2 separate regions of the Homo sapiens genome follow, and region 1 is linked to region 2. Evidence: chromatin contacts called from ENCODE Hi-C or POLR2A ChIA-PET data. All regions are on one chromosome and are shown on one strand. Each heading gives the region's core, a stretch centred on a gene start or an enhancer-like site at or near the end of the contact. The rest is flanking DNA. Distances are from core to core; before and after follow the strand shown.

Region 1 (6,800 bases), core at 3,730-6,229, 54 kb after region 2:
CGTTCGTGGCTGGCAAGTGTTCCTATATAGTTTTTTGGGGTTTTTTTTTTTTGAGATGGAGTCTTGCTCTGTTGCAGTGGTGCAATCTCTGGAGTGCAGTGGTGCGATCTCAGCTCACTGCAATGTCCACCTCCTGGGTTCAAGGGATTCTCCTGCCTCAGCCTCCCAGGTAGCTGGGATTACAGGCGCCCACCACCATGCCTGGCGAATTTTTAGTAGAGACAGGATTTCACCATGTTAGCCAGGCTGTTCTTGAACTCCTGACCTCAAGTGATCCTCCCACCTCGGCCTCCCAAGGTGCTGGGATTACAGGCATGAGCCACTGTGCCCAGCCAGTTCCTATATAATTGAATAAATGAACCACTACTAAGTGCTTAGAGGGGATGGAAATGTTGCTATAAAGACAGAATAAAAGCTAAGTAATTAAAACTTGGCAAAATTCTTCAAAAGCTTTTAAAATCATCTCATCAGATGAACTACTATAAGCTTTATATATGCCTAACAGAAAAAGAATTTTGGTAAATCAGTAAATTTGGTAAAGTCAGTGAATTGGTCATTTGGCAAAATTGGCTTAAAAGACTTTTAGAAATGCTACCTATGGGGAAAACATAAATTAATTTTAAACTGTCTTTAAAGTTAATCATTACAAGATTAAAAATTTCCATGTGAAACACTAAAATTTTTGTTATATTTAGCAGGATACAGTCATAAGAAAACAAAACCATACTAAGATCATTGACTATTTTTTTAGGTCCCCATGAAAGCAGAACCTTGACTATTTTTTAAACTTGCAAATGTAGAGAAAAGTTGCAAAAATAGTGCAATGAATACCCATATATCCTCTACTTCGCCAATTAATGTTTTGCCACATTTGCTTTCTCTCTGTATAGAGGTATTAGTTGTTGTTAGACAATTTGAGAGAAAGTTGCAGGAATTATGACTCTTTAGAATCTATTTCTAAGGGCTGTGTGCAGTGGCTCACACGTGTAATCCCAGCACTTTGGGAGGCTGAGGTGGGCAGGTCACTTGAGGTCAGAAGTTCGAGACCAGCCTGGCCAACATGATGAAACCCCGTCTCTACTAAAAATATAAAAACTAACTGGGCGTGGTGTTGGGCACCTGTAATCCCAGCTACTCGGGAGGCTGAGGCAGGAGAATTGCTTGAACCCAGGAGGCACAGGTTGCAGTGAGCTGAGATTGTGCCACTGCACTCCAGCCTGGGCAACACAGCAAGACTCTGTCTCAAAAAAAAAAGAAAGAGAATATATTTCTAGGGATATTCCTTAACATAACCATGCTAAAATTACCAAGTTTAGAAAATTTAACATTGATGCTGTACTATTATCCAATTATGGTTCATGTTCAAATTTTGCCAATTATACTACAAAATTTCTTTTTCTTTTTCTTTTTTTTTAAGATGGAGTCTTGCCTTGTTGCCCAGGATGGAGTGCAATGGCATGACCTCAGCTCACTGCAACCTCCGCCTCCCAGGTTAAAGAGATTCTCCTGGCTCAGCCTCCCGAGTAGCTGGGATTACAGGCGTCTGCCACCATTCCCAGCTAATTTTTTGTATTTTGTATTTTCAGTGGATCCATGATCCAGCCTGAGTGACAGAGCGAGACTCCATCTCAAAAGAAAAAAAAACAAAAGAAGGGGTTCAGGATTATGAGGGAAAGTAGAGGGATGGGATAGGTAACGCATGGCTAGTGCAGATTATTGTCATGTTTATTAATGGCTTTAAAGAAAATCCAGTACATGTAACTTGAACTTGGACATATGAGAAAAAGCCTGTTTTCCAGCCTTTTTGCTACAATTTTAGTTTTTGGATTTCTTTTTTTTCTCCCCAAGACAGTCTCACTCTGTCACCCAGGGTGGAGTGCAGTGGTACAATCTCAGCTCACTGCAACCTCTACCTCACGGGTTCAAACGATTCTCATGCCTCAGCCACCCAAGTAGCTGGGATTACAGGCGTGTGCCACTACACCCGACTATTTTTTCTTTGTATTTTTAGTAGAGACAGAGTTTCACTATGTTGGCCAGGCTGGTTTCGAACTCCTGGTGTCAAGTGACCCGCCTGCCTGGGCCTCCCAGTGTTGAGATTACAGGCGTGAGCCACCGCTTCTGGCCCCTAGGATTTCCTGATAAAGCTGATTGCCTTTTTTTTTGAAACGGAGTCTCCCTCTGTCGCCCAGGTCTAGCTCTGTCTTCCAGGCTGGAGTGCAGTGGCGTGATCTCTGCTCACTGCAAGCTCCGCCTCCCGGGTTCATCACGCCATTCTCCTGCCTCAGCCTCCGGAGTAGCTGGGACTACAGGCGCCCGCCACCACGCCCGGCTAATTTTTTGTTGTATTTTTAGTAGAGACGGGGTTTCACCGTGTCAGCCAGGATAGTCTCCATCTCCTGACCTCGTGATCTGCCCGCCTTGACCTCCCAAAGTGCTGGGATTACAGGCATGAGCCACCACGCCCGGCCTTTTTTTTTTTTTCTTTTTTCAGACGAAGTCTTGCTCTTATCGCCCAGGCTGGAGTGCAGTAGCACGATCTCGGCTCACTGCAAGCCCTGCCTCCTGGGTTCAAGCCATTCTCCTGCCTCAGCCTCCTGAGTAGCTGGGATTACAGGCGTCTGCCACCATGCCCGGCTAATTTTTTTGTATTTTTTAGTACGCCTGTAATCCCAGCACTTTGGGAGGCCGAAGCCGGCGGATCACCTGAGGTCGGGAGTTCAAGACCGGCCTGACCAACATGGAGAAACCTTGTCCCTACTAAAAAATACAAAATTAGCCGGGCGTGGTGGCGGATGCCTGTAATCCCAGCTGCTCAGGAGGCTGAGGCAGGAGAATCGCTTGAACCCGATCGCGCCATTGCACTCCAGTCTAGCCAACAAGAGTGAAACTCTGTCTCAAAAATAAATAAATAAATAATATAGTGTTAATTTGGGATTATACTGTATGCCAAAAAATAAAGTTCATACATTTATAGAACTAGAAGTAAGGCCAGGTATGGTGCCTCATGCCTGTAATCCCAATACTTTTTGGGTGACTGAGGCAGGAGGACTGCTTGAGCCCAGGAATTTGAGACCAGCTTAGGCAGCACAGTGAGACCCTGTCTCTACCAAAAATTAAAAAAAAAAAAACAAATTAGCTGGGCATAGTGGCACTGCCTGTGGTCCCAGCTACTTGGGAAGCTGAGGTGAGAGGATCCGCTTGAGGAGGTTGAGGCTGCAGTGAACTGTGGCAGCGCTACTGCACCCCAGCCTGGGTGACAGAGCAAGACTGCGTCTCCAAAAGAGAAGAAAGTCACAGAAGGAAGAGAAATCCCAATGAGTAATATTGCCCCTTTCTTAAAGAAGTATAATCGTTTAGTAGGAAAATGAGAAAGTTTGAAAGAGAGTATTTTTTTAACCTAAATGAAATCATAAATGGCTTCAAGAGGCTCTTTCATTTCATTTTTAATTGCCAAAACACTTTTGTCAAGTTTGAAAATACCTAAAAGCCATATATTATTTTAATATAGAGTCATTAGTTTTTCACGGAGTTATTCTTGATCGCTCTTTCTCCCTCACTTGCCACAGTCAGTCCTTTATAGAGTAGTGCTGATTCTGTTGCCTTCACATTGCTGTAATCTGAGCCTCCTTGTTCTCTTCAACCGCTGCTGTAGTTTAAGCCTGGGTTTGCAAACTAGCAACTCAAGGGCCACCTTCAGCCTACAGACAAGCTGTGTTTGGCCTGTGCAAAGTTGAAAGTTTAAAAAATTTGTTGCCAACGTTTAAAAATTTGGAAGTAGTGCTTAAAAATGCAGATCCTAGCTTCTTTTAAAAAATCAAAATATCATAGCTAGGTGTGGTGGCTCGCACCTGTAGTCCCAGCTATTCAGGAGGCTGAGGAAGGAGGACTGCTTGAGCCCAGGAGTTCCAGGCTGCAGGGAGCTATGATTGCGCCACTGCACCCCAGCCTGGGCGACAGAGAGAGACCCCGTCTTTGAAAAAGAAAAAAGAGAAACCAGAGTATCTGGCAACCCTAGGCCCACGTTTCTTTCAACTGGTTCGCTTCACTTCTTAGCATTACTTGGTTATCCCCCATAAGGATGACCAGTCTCCTATCTAGCCTTCCACCGTTACCTCAATATAGTATTATATCTGCCCCATCTCCTGTCCACATTGTCAAAAGTGGCTTTCTCATCAGATTCGATCAAATCACTTCTTGATTTGCATATGCTTGATTTGCTGATTGTTTTCAGGATAAAATCCAAACTCCTTAAAATGGCATTTCATGATCTGGTTTCCCCACACCAGAATGCCCACACCATGCTGCTGCTCACTCCTTCCCAGCTCTGGCTACCCAGCACCTGCAGTTCCCAAGCCAGCACTTCCTTCCTTGTATCTGCCGTGTTGCTCTCTCCACCTTCTCTTCTTTCTCCTGGCTAACCCGTACTCAGCCTTGAAAACTCTGCGTTGACATCCATCTTCCGAGAGCCCCCAGAAGCCTTTCTCTCCTGCTCTTTTATGATCCCAAAGCAACCTGTGCTCTTGTTTGTGAGCGCTTCATTTAAATGCTCGAGGTCTCCAAACACCACCAGCGGACATTAAGCCAGGGCGGGCTGAGTGGGGTTAATCGTACCGGGATTAGATTAGCGTTATTGCCTAGTCTACATCTCGGACTGAGTTCGGTCCCCAGCGTGTAATGTCACGGGGGTGAATAAGGATACGCCCCGGCACGGATTCCTGAGACCAAGGTCCCCCGCCGCTTGCAAGCCGGCCCAGCCAACCACCGGGTGCGTAGTAATCCACGAGCGCGGCCTGGGATTGGAGGGCGCGGCCTGCGGGAGCGGCCTGGGATTGGAGGGCGCGGCTTGCGGGAGCGGCCTGCCGTTGGAGGGGCGCGGTCTGCGAGCGCGGCCTGGGATTGGAGGACGCGTCCTGCGGGAGCGGCCTAGCCTCGGAGTGCTCGCCGGGGGCTGTAGTCCCCGGAGCCGGAAGTGGGGGTGGCCGGGATAGAAGCCGCAGCCCAGGCGGCGGTCCCTCCCGCTGTCGCCGCCCGGGTGTAGCGCATCACCCGGAGCCCACCGGCCGCAGGTGCCTCCTCCGGCCCCAGGGGGCCCCGGGAGCCCTGAAGGGCGAAGCGGCAGGGACGCCTCTCTTGGGCGAAGAGGCGGCCTCACCGCCCCGGATGCGGCCGGAGGGCGCGGGAATGGAGCTCGGAGGCGGCGAGGAGCGCCTGCCTGAGGAGAGCAGGTGGGCTGGGAGCCGCCGCGGAGTCGGGGCAGCGACAGGCGCCGGAGCCCCGGGAGGCTTGGGAGGGCGCGGGGTCACGGAGAGAAGGGCCGGGCGCGACGAGTCTTGAGGACGACGGCTGCGGAGGACTTGTTTGGGAAGCATTTCGCAGAGGAAGGACGGGCGGGGCGGGGATGGGACGAAGGAACCGGCTTAGGGTGAGGAGGGTGGGTGGGATTTGCGGAGGGCAAGGGCAGCAGAGGAGGGTGAAGCTCAGATCCAAGACTGCTGGAGAGGAGGTGGCAGCTGAGAGACTGGGCGAAGAGGCCAGAGGGGTGCAGTGAGGTTTTACAGGCCAGAGTCTATAGACAGGGGCAGGGCACCACCCGGACTGAAACTTGCCGTGACAGCAAGTGGGGCCAACGCGAAGAGGATGTGAGAATTCCTGGGAGCAGAGGTGAAGCGTTATGAGTGGCCTCGGAAGAAGCTTAGGCAGAGATGAGCATGGGGATGAAGGCGAGGAGAGCCTGGGGAGAAAGTGAGCGAGTGTCATGGCAGTGCGGTGGGGCGGGGACTGCTAATGAGACCAGAAACTCTGCACTTTGTCATTGCCGAATCCCTGTCAGAGAGTGGCAGGACCTCTGTGCCATTTCCTTTTCGTCTTCAAACCTGTCCCTTTTTCCTCACAATGCAAACTAAGCAAGTTCACATTTATTTATATGGAACCATGTCAGAAAGCTCATATCTTCTAGAAATTGGGGGATTTAAAATATAAAAACTACTTTGGACCGGGTGCGGTGCCTCACACCTGTAATTCCAGCACCTTGGGGGAGGCTGAGGCGGGTCGCTTGAGTCCAGGAGTTTGAGACCAGCCTGGGTAACCTAGGGAGATCCCCGTCTCTACAAAAATACAAAAATTAGCTCGGCGTGGTGGTGCTCACCTGTGGTGCCAGCTACTCGGGAGGCTGAGGCGAGAGGATCACTTGAGTCCAATAAGTCGAGGCTGCATTGAGCCGAGATCGCACCACTACACTCCAGCCTGGGTGACAGAGGAAGACCCTGTCTTCAAAAAACAAAAAGCCAAAGAAACCCCGAACTACTTTGACTAAATGATGAATCGGAGTCTGTAGAGATGCCTTCCATATTTAGGGTTTGCTTCATTAATAACTCTGGTCTTAATCTTTTTTAAAGAGGCTGGAATGCTGACAGGCGAGAGCAGGAATGTGGCTTAAGGGAGTCATACTTGACATTTATTATTTTATTTTTATTTTATTTTTTGAGACACAGCCTCACCCTGTCCCCCAGGCTGAGCGCAGTGCCGTGAACACGGCTCACTGCAGCCTCCAACTCTTGGGCTCAAGCGATTATACTAGCTCAGCTTCCCAAGTAGCTGGGGATATAGGTGCCAGCTACCACATCTGGCTACTTTAAAAAACTTTTTTGTAGAGACAGGGTCTCACCATATTGCCCAGGCTGGTCTCTAACTCCTGGGCTCAAGCAATTCTCCCCCGCCACGTCGGCCTCCCAAAGTGCTGGAATTAACAGGTGTGAGCCACCAGGCCTGACCTCACTTGACATTTAGAAACAGTTTCA
Region 2 (6,922 bases), core at 3,935-6,434:
TACCAGGATTTCATTCCCTCACAGCTTTCTGTTATGCAGCTACCCAACCAGATTACTAGATTTAAAAATATTCGTAAGGCCTCATTTTTGTTTCCTCTACATTACCCAGCATAATGCCTAAAACATAGTAGTTGTGCTATTATTGCACAATTCAAACAATCCTTCCACCCGTCTATCTCCCCATTAGATCCCTTGAGTTCTGTCAGGGCAGGGAGTGTCTTGGTCCTCTTCATACACCAATAACTGCCGAAGTCCTTTAGTCAATAAATGTCTGTTGAATGAATGCTGACCTCTAAAGCTATTGGCTATCTAGCTTCCTCATATACGAAAGGCAGCTCTTATATTCTCTAATCCAATAATTTATTTTGACCAAATTTGTCTCACCACAATATCATCACGGGTAGTTTCACTGTATTAGTCAGGACCTTTTTATCATCAAAAAATTCTGGCCGGGTGCGGTGGGTCACACCTGTAATCCCAGCACTTTGAGAAGCCAAGGCGGGCGGATCACAAGGTCAGGAGATTGAGACCAGCCTGGCCAATATGGTGAAACCCCATCTCTACTAAATATATAAAAATTAGCCAGGCGTGGTGGTGGGCGCCTGTAGTCCCAGCTACTCAGGAGGCTGAGGCAGGAAAATCACTTGAACCCAGGAGAAAGAAGTTGCAGTGAGCCGAGATCATGCCACTGCACTCCAGCCTGGGTGACAGAGCGAGACTCCATCTCAAAAAAAAAAAAAAAAAAAAAAAACAACAACTTTTTTACTCACCTTAAGCAGAAAGAAGAATTTATTAGCTCACATAATTTGAAAGTACAGAGATAGCACTGACTTTAGGCATGGCGGCTGACCCAAAGGTACAAACACTGCCATCAGAACTTCCATCTTTTGGCTCTGCTTCCCACTTATTGGTAACTTCCAGGCTAACATCCTATTGTCTCAGCAACCCCAGGGCTCAAAGCATGCCTCTTTCTCAATAGTTCAACAAAAAATTCAGTTACTCATGTGTGCTGATTGCAAAATGGGCCCACCTCTGAACAATCACTATGGCCAGAGCAATGGACTATATACTGACTGACCATTAGCTAGGCCTGAGTCACTGGCATACCCTATGCCAGGGTGGGGTTCATATAACTGAGAGGGGTGGTTCCCTAGGAAAATTGGAGTACTATTACCAGAAGGGACTGAATAATGGACTGGCAAAATTAACTGATGTCCCTTATACTCTTAACATTTTTTGCGTGCTGTCCACCACTGCCTAAAATAGCTTTCCTTCTTGTTTCTGCTTGCCCAAATCCAAGTTATATCCTTTCTGCTTCAAGAAGTCTTCTGTGATGTCTTCTAAGACTTTCCTTGTCCACTGGATCAAGTCACCCATTCCCAAATAAATATTCCCCTTTTCCAAAAGATTAATATTTTTTTTTCTTTTTTTTTTAAGACAGCACTTACTCTGTCACCCAGGCTGGAGTGCAGTGGCACAATCTCAGCTCACTGCAACCTCCGCCTCCTGGGTTCAAGCGAGTCTCGTGCCTCACCCTCTCAAGTAGTTGGGATTACAGGCACCCGCCATTACACCTGGCTAATTTTTGTATTTTTAGTTGAGACCGGGTTTCACCATGTTAGCCAAGCTGGTCTGGAACTTCCGATCTCAGGTGATCTGCCCGCCCTGGCCTCCCAAAGTGCTGGGATTATAGGCGAGAGCCACCAGGCCCAGCCAGATTAACCTTTCAAAATAAACAGCACAGAAAGTCCCAAGAAAACGTTCCCAATAAGTTCAAAATCATGTCTAATTATAAATATGGGCAATATATGCTGTTCCCTAGGATACGAATTTGAAGGACAACAGCTCTACCATGTACATGCTACACATTATGAAAAAACAGTATGCAAGGCAACTTTTATATATTAGCATTCAACTAATTTTACTTGGCTTTAAATTTTCTATAAGGTCTAAGCATACCTAATAACTACCATAAGTTGGTTCCAAATTAATCAAAGTACCTGCCATAAAAACAGACTATGGCTTTTGGAGTCACCTCAAACTAGACTAAACTCCTGGCTAATACCGTCTCCTCTGTCCTTTAGCCACAGATCTTTGAGCAAATTAGTGAACATCTCTAAATGCTGGTTTCCACCATCTGTAAAAACAGGAACAGCAACACCTATTTCTATATGAAGAGGTTGCATGGTACAGTGGAAAGAACAGAGTTAGATGAACCTGGGCCAAAATCCTACCACTGATACTACATAGTGGTGATAGCTATAACCTGGGCCAAAATCCTACCAGTGATACTATATAGTGGTGATAGCTATAACCTGGGCCAAAATCCTACCAGTGATACTATATAGTGGTGATAGCCATATGACTTTCTCTAGGTGATCCCTCACATGTAAAGTGGGGATAGTATTTAATCCACAAATTATTGTGTGCATTTAACAAGGCAGTATATTTCAAAATATCTAACACGGTGAATTACAAATAGTGAACACTCAATAAATGATGTCATTGGCATTAAATTATCTGTTTAAAACAGAGACTGGGTAACGAGCAAGGTCTGCCAAAGATTTTTTTTTATATTTCATAAGTGATATTACTACATGTTAGAAATGAATCTAGTCTAATAGCTTATAAAATACCTTGTAATCTTTTTATTTTCTTTTTACACGTTTTGACCAGATGAAAAATCAACCAACAAAAAATGTGGTTTCTATACAAAACTATTAAAGTGTAGGCAACACCATACTTAAAAACTCAGAGCACAGTAAGGAAAAACCTCTTTGGTATTACTTATTATTCTTCATAAATGCACTTGGATTTTCTTAGTCAATAAAATATTTAAGGACTCAACACGGTGCTCCTAGACCTACTGAAAAGCAGGTGAGAAAATGAGCTAGACAGACTCCTGTAATCAACTTGTTCTTTAGCTTCAGGCTTGATGTAGTAACAATGAAATGACTCACACCAATATGAAATCACTATACCATATAGCCATCTCCTAAACAGAAGCAGGAAATCTGAGGTGTGAATGATAATTTTACATGCCGTCTACCAGAACACACACAAAAGGAAAGTGGCTGCTCATATTTACCTTAGCAAGAAACTTTAAATCACTAAAAAATATTCAGTTCAACTGTTTCCAAAAAGAGATTAAATAAGCAGGCATTTAATTTCTTCTATTTTAAACTACAGCAAAAGTTTCTTTGGAAAGAATCGCTTCTTTAGTTTAACAGTTCTGTTTATTTTTCCAAAATGAGTGAATCATATGTAATACTTATAAATTTTTAATGACTGCAAAGCATAGAAAATGTGCTCAATCTAAGATTTTAAAATAAAATAAGACACCAAGTACTGCCAGCCGCAGTGGCTCACGCCTGTAATCTCAACCTTTTGTAAGGCCGAGGTCGGCGGATAGCTTGAGCCCAGGAGTTGGAGACCAGCCTGGGCAACATAGCAAAACCCCGTCTCTACAAAAAAATACAAAATATTGGCCGGACGCGGTGGCTCACGCCTGTAATCCCAGCACTTTGGGAGGCCGAGGCGGGCGAATCACCTGAGGTCAGGAGTTCGAGACCTGCCTGGCCAACATGGTGAAATCCCGTCTCTAATAAAAATCCAAAAATTAGCCGGGTGTGGTGGCGGGCGCCTGTAGTCCCAGCTACTCGGGAGGCTGAGGTGGGAGGATCACCTGAGCCTGGGAGGCAGAGGTTGCAATGAGCAGAGATTGTGTCATTCCACTCCAGCCTGGGAGACAAGAGCGAGATACCGTCTCGAAAAAATATATATATATTTTATATATAATATTTATATGTATATTATATATATATGTATATTTTATATATATATATATATATATATATATAAAATTAGCTGGGCGTGGTGGCGGCTGCCTGTAGTCCCAGCTACTCAGGAGGCTGAGGTGGGAGGATCACCTGAGCCCGGGAGGTCGAGGCTGCAGTGAGCAGTGATGACGGCACTGCAAACATGATGATGAACAACTCGGGCACCAGACACTGTTCGCCACAACTAAGAAAGCCAAATAATACCTACTTTCTTATTCTCTTTCCTGTGTTCGAAAACATACATAACACGAAGTAATGCTTTAAAAAGGAATAGCAAGTACAAATATGTTAGACTATCTTTTCTAAGTAGTTTGCTTCAACTTTTTTTTGGAGGACATGAGGAGTGGAAGAGGAAACTAATGGGAGTCGGAAAGTGGGCTCTAGTTATTTTTACAAGCGTATTTATTTTGTAAGTCAACTAGATGGAGGCGAAGAAAGACGTTCCAGCGTTCGGGTTCACTTCACACACACCCCAGCACTTCTTTGGGGTTCACTTTAAACACACACACACCCCAACACTTCTCTCGGGTTCACTTTAAACACACACACACCCCAACACTTCTTTCGGGTCCACTTTAAACACACGCTCCCCAACACTTCTTTCGAAAAAACTCCAGGGCTGAGACCGACCCTTCCTGACAATGCAGCTCGTCCAGACACCCCTGCTACTCTGATCTGTGAAGAGCTCGCGCTAACGTTCCCGTCTTAGCAGGTCCATTCGGCACCCCAAATCCGAAAGGGCCTGCAGAAACCGGGGCGGGGCAAGGGTCTACCTCCGCCGTGGCAGAAACTGATTTTCCTCAGAAAGCCTAAAAAATCATCCATCAATCACTCCGGCCCCCTTCCCCGAGAGATGCCGCCGCCCGCCGCCTCTCCCCAGGCTCTGGGTCTGGCGCAGGCCCGGAGGGCTGGCGCCGTCGGCTTCTCCCCGTTACCCGGGTCCGGACCCGGCGCCTACGGGACGAGCTGCTGTAACTCCCCCGCATCCGCCTCCCCCGGCCGGGGCGGCTCCCGGCGCCGGGTCTCCGACGGGCAGAGACGCCCCCCGCCCCGCTCACCCGCCCGGGTGGTGTCCGTCAGGTCGTGGTTGGCCGCTCCCCGGGGAAACTCCCTCAGTTTCCGGCCGCTCAGGCTCAGCACCCCAGTGACCGCCGCCTCCTCCAGGGCTCGATCGAGAGAGCGGCTCCACGAGCCCGGGCCAAAACCAGGGCCTGCCCCGGAGCTTGGGCCGCAGTGAACACCAGGGAGGTTACCTCCCGACGCTACCGTGCCAGAGTACTCGGCAGCCGCTGCCACAGCGACCAAGCCCGCGGCCGCCATTTCCCAGCCGACAACACTCGGGCCCGCCAGCTCAGCGCATGCGCGGCCGGACCGCTGGGTGGGCGGAGAAAGGGGCTCACGGACCGACCCCGGACGGTTCCCGTGATGGGCAGCACCGTGGTGCCCCCCGGCGCAGCCAGGCGCTTGCCCCCGCCCACATGATGCGCTTTTCAAGGGAAGTTAAAACGGACCTCACAAATCCAGAGCAGCCCCCTACTCTAACCTCCCAGGGGCATTTCTAAAATGCCTCTACAAAAACATCTTTCAGGCAACGCTCCGCATCAAAACTTCTCCGCCTTGCTCCCTCAGTAGTGGAGGAGTCGACTAAGCATTAAATTAAGAATTTTTTTTTTTTGAGACAGAGTCTCGCTCTGTCGCCCAGGCTGGAGTGCAGTGGCGCGATCTCGGCTCACTGCAACCTCTGCTTCCTGGGTTCAAGCTATTCTCCTGCCTCAGGCTCCCGAGTAGCTGGGACTACAGGCACGCACCACCACACCCGGTTAATTTTTGTATTTTTAGTAGAGACGGGGTTTCACCATGTTGGCCAGGATGGTCTCGATCTCCTGACCTCAAGTGATCCGCCCGCCTCTGCCTCCCAAAGTGCTGGGATTACAGGCGTGACCTACCGCGCCCGGCAAGGAATCTTTCTTAACACTGCTGCTGCAGAAACTTGGATGGTGAGAGGAGCGGACCCTCTGAGATACGACCTAAACCGTTTCCCAACTTCATTGTATTACCAGATGATCTAAATCAAGGTTTGGTGGACTTACTATGGTTGCTGGAGAGAAAACAAACAAACAAACGTGCTAATTGGGCTCAAAATTCTCATTAAAAACGTATTATTTTATATCATCCATCCCTTTTATAAAATAGCTTTTCTTAATGAAAATACAACAAATATCTTCAATAGTACTTGTACTTTTGGCAAGATTTTATTGTTGGATAAAGCAAGATTATAGTAGTATTAAAATCTAAAATGTTGGTCTGGAACCAAAATTGAGGAACAGAAAATGATCTCACTGTAATCTAAATGTGGGAATTAAAGGTAGAACCGAAGAGATGCTCTAAATTGAAACCACTCAAGAAATGAAAGAGTGGAAAATACTTCATTTAAAACCAATTAGACCTCACTTATATTGCAGCCAGTCTCTAGCATATTCTTCAGTCTGTTTTACTGAAGAAGCCATTTCTGCTATATGATGTAAATTTTACCAACAATTAATCAACTAGTTTTACTATGGGAAATAGAAGAGGCTGTCAGGTACAATCCTTTCCTAGAGGATCACAATCTAATTATGGAACCCAGACAGGCCCACAAAAAAGGGCTAAGAGTGATGGGGCTTACTTATGAGTCCAGAGAAAAGAAAGCTATATCATGGATAAATTCGGTTTTGAATTAAACCTGAAGGATTATAAAGTAGGACAAACTGGAAGGTGAGACTAGAAGATGGATCAGCATGAACACATCCAGATACGACTTAAAGTGGTAACATGTGGAGGATACGAAGGCCACAGATCAGAAAGTTCGTGTCAGAGAGCAAAAGAAAAATAAGGATGGAGAGATCCTCTCATTCAAGCCCCAACTCTTCAATGACACCTCAATTGGCATGAATTGCTAAATGCTAGAAGGTATAAAAATGTTTAATCCCAGTGCCAAAGTTGATTAGTAACAGCTGCCCAGAGAGCTGTTCTATAAACTCTCAATACATTCTAGTTACTTCAGCAACAAGTTCCATGATACATAACCATACATATGTTATGAG

The links. A loop is a pair of places that touch in the nucleus more often than their neighbours do. ChIA-PET counts read pairs that join two places held with the same protein, here RNA polymerase II (POLR2A). Pooled maps may share reads with other maps.
Region 1: a loop to region 2 is called in a map of CD8-positive, alpha-beta T cell, with 8 times the contacts of the local background. The contact joins the promoter of RUBCN here to the promoter of LRCH3 in region 2. A Hi-C loop is called at or near these places in 18 of 168 maps with a recorded cell type or tissue (B cell, CD8-positive, alpha-beta T cell, GM12878 and 12 more), 34 of 37 single-sample maps with no recorded cell type and 28 of 50 pooled maps. POLR2A ChIA-PET finds 5 or more read pairs at or near these places in 22 of 52 experiments (BJ, CD4-positive, alpha-beta T cell, CD4-positive, alpha-beta memory T cell and 16 more).

Annotation. Positions count from the first base shown.
Region 1 is chr3:197,735,083-197,741,882 of GRCh38, reverse strand. RUBCN (rubicon autophagy regulator) reads left to right here and starts at 4,979. Exons shown (of 20, transcript NM_014687.4): 1 at 4,979-5,228. The coding sequence starts at 5,164. RefSeq lists silencers at 2,224-2,356, 4,716-5,265 and enhancers at 4,854-5,701, 6,632-6,681.
Region 2 is chr3:197,789,516-197,796,437 of GRCh38, reverse strand. It overlaps LRCH3 (leucine rich repeats and calponin homology domain containing 3), which reads right to left and starts at 5,184. Exons shown (of 21, transcript NM_001365715.1): 1 at 4,898-5,184. The coding sequence starts at 5,159. RefSeq lists enhancers at 2,277-2,356, 4,997-5,196, 4,810-5,524 and a silencer at 4,687-4,956.